Linked DNA regions of Homo sapiens: region 2 is linked to region 1. A link is an interaction called in ENCODE POLR2A ChIA-PET data of the cell type or tissue named here. Cell type or tissue: PC-9. All regions are shown on one strand. Each heading gives the region's core, and the rest is flanking DNA. Links, peaks and the distances in the headings are about the cores only. Region 1 overlaps AKT3 (AKT serine/threonine kinase 3). Region 2 overlaps AKT3 (AKT serine/threonine kinase 3).

Region 1 (2,923 bases), core at 256-2,755:
TGTAAAATGGGGGAAATAATAGTTTCCATCTGAATTAGTCTGTTCAAGCTGCCATAACAAAATTTCATAGTCTAGGTGTTTTCTCACAGTTCTGGAGGCTGGATGTTTGAGATAAGGTGCCAGCATGATGGGGTTCTGGTGAGGGCTCTCTTTCTGGCTTCTTGCTGTGCCTCACATAATGGAGAGTGAGCAAGCTCTTTTGGGTCTCTTCTGATAAGGGCACTACTCTTATGAGGGTGAGGGCCCCACCCTCCTGAACTTCATCTAACTCTAATCTTTTCCCAAAGGCCTCATTTCAAATATCACACTAGGGGGTTAGCGTTTCAACATACGGATTTTGTTACAGTCTTTAGTGGAGACAAGCAGGATTAATTAATTTATGGAAAGCATGCAGCAGTGTGCCTCTAACATAAAAAATGTCTTATTTAACCTGTCATCATCATCATCATTTTGACTTGGCCTAAAATTTCGCATATGGGCTAGTGGAGAAAAATTAGAACTAATTTGGTGATTTTGCTCTTCATTGATGGAAAGTATGTGATAACATTCATTAAGAAGGGCAATGTAGGAAGAAAGAGACAGTTGTAGGCATGCTGTGGAGAGATGCTTCCTTCACTGTATCAGTAGAGAAGAAGATGGTTGTCAACCTCAGGTTTATGGATGAATCCTCAGTATGCTGTAAATAGAAGAAAAGAGATGCTTTAGTGTTCTTTATATCTATGTGGCCTTTAAAATGCAGTCCTTTAATTTGTTTTTATTCAAATCTTTATTTTTTATTTTCTTTTCTCTGATTTAATTGATAGATCGGGTTTTTCAGTGAGCCTGGGAAAGCAGAAGTACCATTTTTATGTCTATAAATAATACTAAATTTATTTTGCTGGATTTTGTAAAGTTCTGTATTAAACATTATGGATCTTAAATATATTTTGGTATTTTAAAATTAGAGTATAATCAGTTTCTGTTCTCTAGCCTTTGGATTTAGACTTTTTCTTCTCTAAGTTAATGAGTCCAGGACTGATTTTGTTAGCCTTTCTGGAGCTGTTAAGAATTCCTATTCTTTCGTTTTTGGTAGTCATTGTCTCCACATTTGCTTTATGGAGTCCTCTTTGGTGGATCCCACAGGTGGGGAGGAGACACAGGATTCATAAGATGGCCGGTGGGTGAGTGACTTAGAATTTGGGTTAGAACTGGCCGGGCGCAGTGGCTCATGCCCGTAATCCCAGCCCTTTGGGAGGCCGAGGTGGGCAGATCACAAGGTCAGGAGATTGAGACCATCCTGGCTAATAAGGTAAAACCCCATCTCTACTAAAAATACAAAAAATTAGCTGGGCGTGGTGGCAGGTGCCTGTAGTCCCAGCTACTTGGGTGGCTGAGGCAGGAGCATGGTGTGAACCCAGGAGGCAGAGCTTGCAGTGAGCCGAGATTGAGCCATTGCATTCCAGCCCAGGAGACAGTGTGAGACTCTGTCTCAAAACAAACAAACAAACAAACAAATAATAGGAACAAGGACGGGTGCGGTAGCTCACGCCTGTAATGCCAACACTCTGGGAATTTGAGGCAGGAGGATTGCTTGAGTTCAGAAGTGTGAGACCATACTGGGGAACATGACGAAACCTCGTCTTTACAAAAAATACAAAAATTAGCTAGGCGTGGTGGCACACACCTGTAGTCCTAGCTACTCAGGTGGCTGAGGTGGGAGGATCCATTGAGCCTGGGAGGTCGAGGCTGCAGAAAGCCATATTTGCACCAATGCATTCCAGCCTGGGTGACAGAGCAAGACCCTGTCTCAATAATAATAATAATTGGAATACAATGTGAAATTTGGACATTACATTGTCTTGGTGAAATCTGTAAATACAATGTAATGGTTTTGAGTTTTTTCCTTATGTGAATTTTATTAATAATTTATATGGCAGAGCTATCATGCCATCTGTATGTACTAGGATGTTACCAAAATACATGCAGTTGACAGTTTGGGAAAGCATAGAGCAAATAGTATATCCTAAGTAGATCTTTTCTTTGGCTGTAGTGGTTAAAAAGATATCCTTAAATTGTGGTTTGGGGCTTTTCTTTTTTTTAAACAACAAAAATTTCAACTCTTAATAAATACTATTTTACTTGTGATAAGAAGGCAGGTATGCTTCTGGAACCACAGAAATCAAACTTGAGAGAAAAAATACAAACAATTATAGAGAGACAGTCTCTGATTAACATGAACATAAAATAACCATCAGGTGACAAACCTTTTCACAAGAAAAATGATCTGTGCCCAAGATCAATTTTATAGACATTAACTCAAAGCTGTGATTTTATACACAAAGCAGTATTGTAGCAATGGTATAAACACAGGAAAAATTCTTGTGAAAGGAGTGGAGCCTGCAAATGTGGAACTATGTGGAAAAGGGAAAAGTTTGTAGTATGTAGAACTATGGCAGGTGTTTATATTTCACAGTGTAAAAAATAAACTTAAATTGATATACTGGTTTACTAATGAATTTATGAATTTTCAATGAATTTATGTAGAGCTTATTCTGTTAGATGGGACTAATAGTAAGAAATACTACAAAGTAGGAAAAGTTTGTCTCTAGGACCCTTTTGTGACCTTTTTTTTCTTGCTCTTTCACACTCCTCATGTAATGGTCACCATCCATAGATCCTTCTCTGTTCACTCTGTTCAAAAGAGATCTCCAAGACCTGTAGGCTTTGTTAAGTTATCTTAAAAATGATGAATAAACACACTAGAGTATTGATGGATTGTTTCACATTTAATTGGGACTCTTGAAAGTCCAAACAGAATTTTCTTATGGTAAAATTCAAACATTGACGTCTGTTAGGGGAGATATTTATAGAGAAGAGAACTTTTTGAGTCTGCTCCTTAATTTACAACCTGTTGTCAGTTGGGAAGGAAATTAACATTGTTAAA
Region 2 (2,923 bases), core at 97-2,596, 56 kb after region 1:
CAAGTCTCTTTTTTTCTCCTCACATCTTTTAGACCAGAGCAGACAGGCCAAGTCAGGCTGAGATCCTATTTATGATAAAAATCATAGAACTCTATGTAGTATTGATAAAACACATGAAGATTATATTATACTTAGCTTTTAATTATATTTTGACATTTGCTCATGTTTGATTTAGAACTTTTTTTTTTTTTTTTTTTTTTACTATGTCTTTTGGTCTCATCAAAAAGATTTTAAGATCCTTTTTATTTTGGCAAAAATATATGTAACATGAAATTTACCATTTTAACCATTTTTAACCATTTTTATTTTTATTTTATTTTTAATTTTTTTTGAGTTTGAGTTTTGTTCTTGTTGCCCAGGCTGGAGTGCAATGGCACGGTCTTGGCTCACTGCACCCTCACCTCCTGGGTTCAAGTGATTCTCCTGCCTCAGCCTCCCGAGTTGCTGGGATTACAGGCATGTGCCACCATTCTCCGGGCAATTTTGTATTTTTAGTAGAGATGGGGTCAGGCTGGTCTTGACCTCCTGATCTCAGGTGATCTGCCCACCACAGCCTTCCAGAGTGCTGGGATTACAGGTGTGAGGCACCGCGCCCGGCCACCATTTTTAGATATACAGTTGCTTTCATTTCTTATGTCTCTCTCTTAACACCAAGGTTATTAAGTAAGTATTTAAGAACATACAAGAGATGTTCAGTGTAGCAGAGATTGGCCAAATCCGTTTGCGCGTAATACACCTACTCTGCCCTAGCACCAATCTAGACTGTTTTTTGCAGCTGTCTTGGAGTTAGGTGTGGCCATACGACTGAGTTCTGGCCACTCACATGTGAGCAGAATTAACGCATGCCTCCTCTAGGCTTGGGTCATGAACATCTGTGTTCAGTGTTCTTTCTCTCTTCCCTTCTGATGGCAGTCATGAAACCAAGGAGATGGAAGAGCCTCTAAAAGGGAGGATTCTAGGTCCTTCAGTCACTGCCATTGAAAGGAAACATTGTTTTGACCTTACATGAGCCAGAAACAAAACTTTCATTGTAGTAAAGCACTAAGTTGTCATGATTTACCTCTCTCAGCAGCCAGCATTACCTTCACTGATACACTCAACAGTGATTTGAGTATGTAATTTAGTTTACTCAAAATATACTTCTCATTTCTTAGCAATTGGAATTGGTAGTCAGGAAAACTAAAGTTGAACTGAGGAGTGAGAAATTGGGGTGTGACTCCAGTTGGAGGAAGACTTGGTGTGGAACTCGATGAGATGAATAAAAGATAGAACAATTTGGAATGTTTTGTTAGGGAATTGATACAAAAAACTTAAAGTTAGCAGAGAGTTATGTGAATAAATTAGAGTAATTTTGGGAGTTGTAGGAGTAGGGGGGCATTATGAAATAAGAAAAGTCTCTGAGAGTTGGGATAGGATTTAAACACTATCGGTTTTTTTAAAAAGGAATTTTGCCACATTCCACATGCAGCTTGCAAATGTTTTTGCAATGACTGTCTTGACATATGTGATACTCAGAAAAAGGTGGAATGTTTAAATGAATAGAACTGCATACCTTATATATCTTGTTTGCTGGGAGTTAGATTCATTACTTGAATAATTTCCCTAATGAGTCATTCCCTTAGGGGAATTATCCCTAAGGGAATTATCCCCTTAGGGAATGACTTATCCCATGAAAATAATTGGATTATGGCTTGTTTTGTGCATATATGAAATCCAGTTTGTTGGACTTCTACAACACCTAAATATAGGTGAAATTTACCTTGTGTTTTGGACATGCAAAATATTGGATAGAATATTTAAAAAGAAAAAATTCATCAATTCATTTTGCTAGCATTTACTCTTCATAATTGAAGCTGAGGCTGGGTGCGGTGGCTCATGCCTGTAATCCCAGCACTTTGGGAGGCCGAGGCGGGCAGATCACGAGGTCAGGAGATCGAGACCATCCTGGCTAACACGGTGAAACCCCGTCTCTACTGAAAAAAAAAATACAAAAAAGAAAATTATCCAGGCGTGGTGGTGAGGGCCTGTAATCCCAGCTGTAAGGGTAGCAGCCTCGGGAGGCTGAGGCAGGAGAATCACTTGAATCCAGGAGGCAGAGATCGCAGTGAGCCAAGATCATGCCACTGCACTCCAGCCTTGGCGACAGAGAGAGACTGTCTGAAAAAAAACAAAACAAAACAGTAGATAGGTAAAATGTTTGTGGCTTTAGATAGCTTTTTTTTAAAAAAAACTTTAAAGTGAAGATTTAATAATTATAAATTAAAAATACACTACATGACTCACTTGATGTTTCCAATTTTCATCTCCTATGTAAGTAACGATACAGAGAATGCATACAATCGTTGGCTTGTGGACATCCATGTCCCCAGTTGTGTGTATGTTGGAAATGGTTATAAGACATGGGGATTTTCTTACCTCCTGTTCATAATTGCTTCAGCTACAGATCAGATTCCCTTCTAAACAAATGGTAAGAGACCACCTCAGCTGAGCCTTGGGTGGTGTTTTAGGAGCAATTGCTACTCTACTTGAAAAGGAAAGGTCCTCTGTTTTCTTATGCATAGCATCCAATGTAAAATGAATGTAGCTCTCTTCTTTGACCTTACTCTTATTTGCATACTTTAATGGGTGTAATCATAGAAATGTTGCATATTCAGCATAACTGGATTCTAACTTATAATTTATTTTAAAAATAAAAGTACTGTTAAAAGGAATTTGAGATTCCAGGATTTCTTACAAGTATAATGTACAATGTATGTTTTATGATCGAAATTAGCTGGACTTGAAGTCAAAAGAACTAGTTCAATAACATGTGTCTTAACTTGAAATCTTGGTTTCCTAATCTGTAAAATCACCAATATACTAGAATCTTGGTGTTAAAAGTAACCTATGGGGCAGTTTGATACCACCTTTAACTCAGAACTCA

What was found. ChIA-PET counts read pairs that join two places held together with the same protein. Peaks named below come from ENCODE experiments on the same cell type or tissue, not always from the same donor. Only the 100,000 strongest peaks of a DNase experiment are listed, where the experiment ranks them.
Region 2: POLR2A ChIA-PET joins it to region 1 with 17 read pairs; 2 of 35 experiments call an interaction of 5 or more read pairs at or near these places.

What each region holds. Positions count from the first base shown.
Region 1 is chr1:243,773,746-243,776,668 of GRCh38, reverse strand. The region is part of intron 2 of AKT3 (AKT serine/threonine kinase 3); the gene reads left to right. Among named protein-coding and RNA genes, the nearest start is that of AKT3-IT1, 19 kb to the left of the region's middle. In PC-9, for the core only: no CTCF peak of the experiment used is centred there; no DNase peak of the experiment used is centred there.
Region 2 is chr1:243,717,707-243,720,629 of GRCh38, reverse strand. All of the region lies in intron 2 of AKT3 (AKT serine/threonine kinase 3), which reads left to right. Among named protein-coding and RNA genes, the nearest start is that of AKT3-IT1, 75 kb to the left of the region's middle. In PC-9, for the core only: no CTCF peak of the experiment used is centred there; a DNase peak (open chromatin) is centred at 1,559; H3K27ac peaks cover 1,642 bases.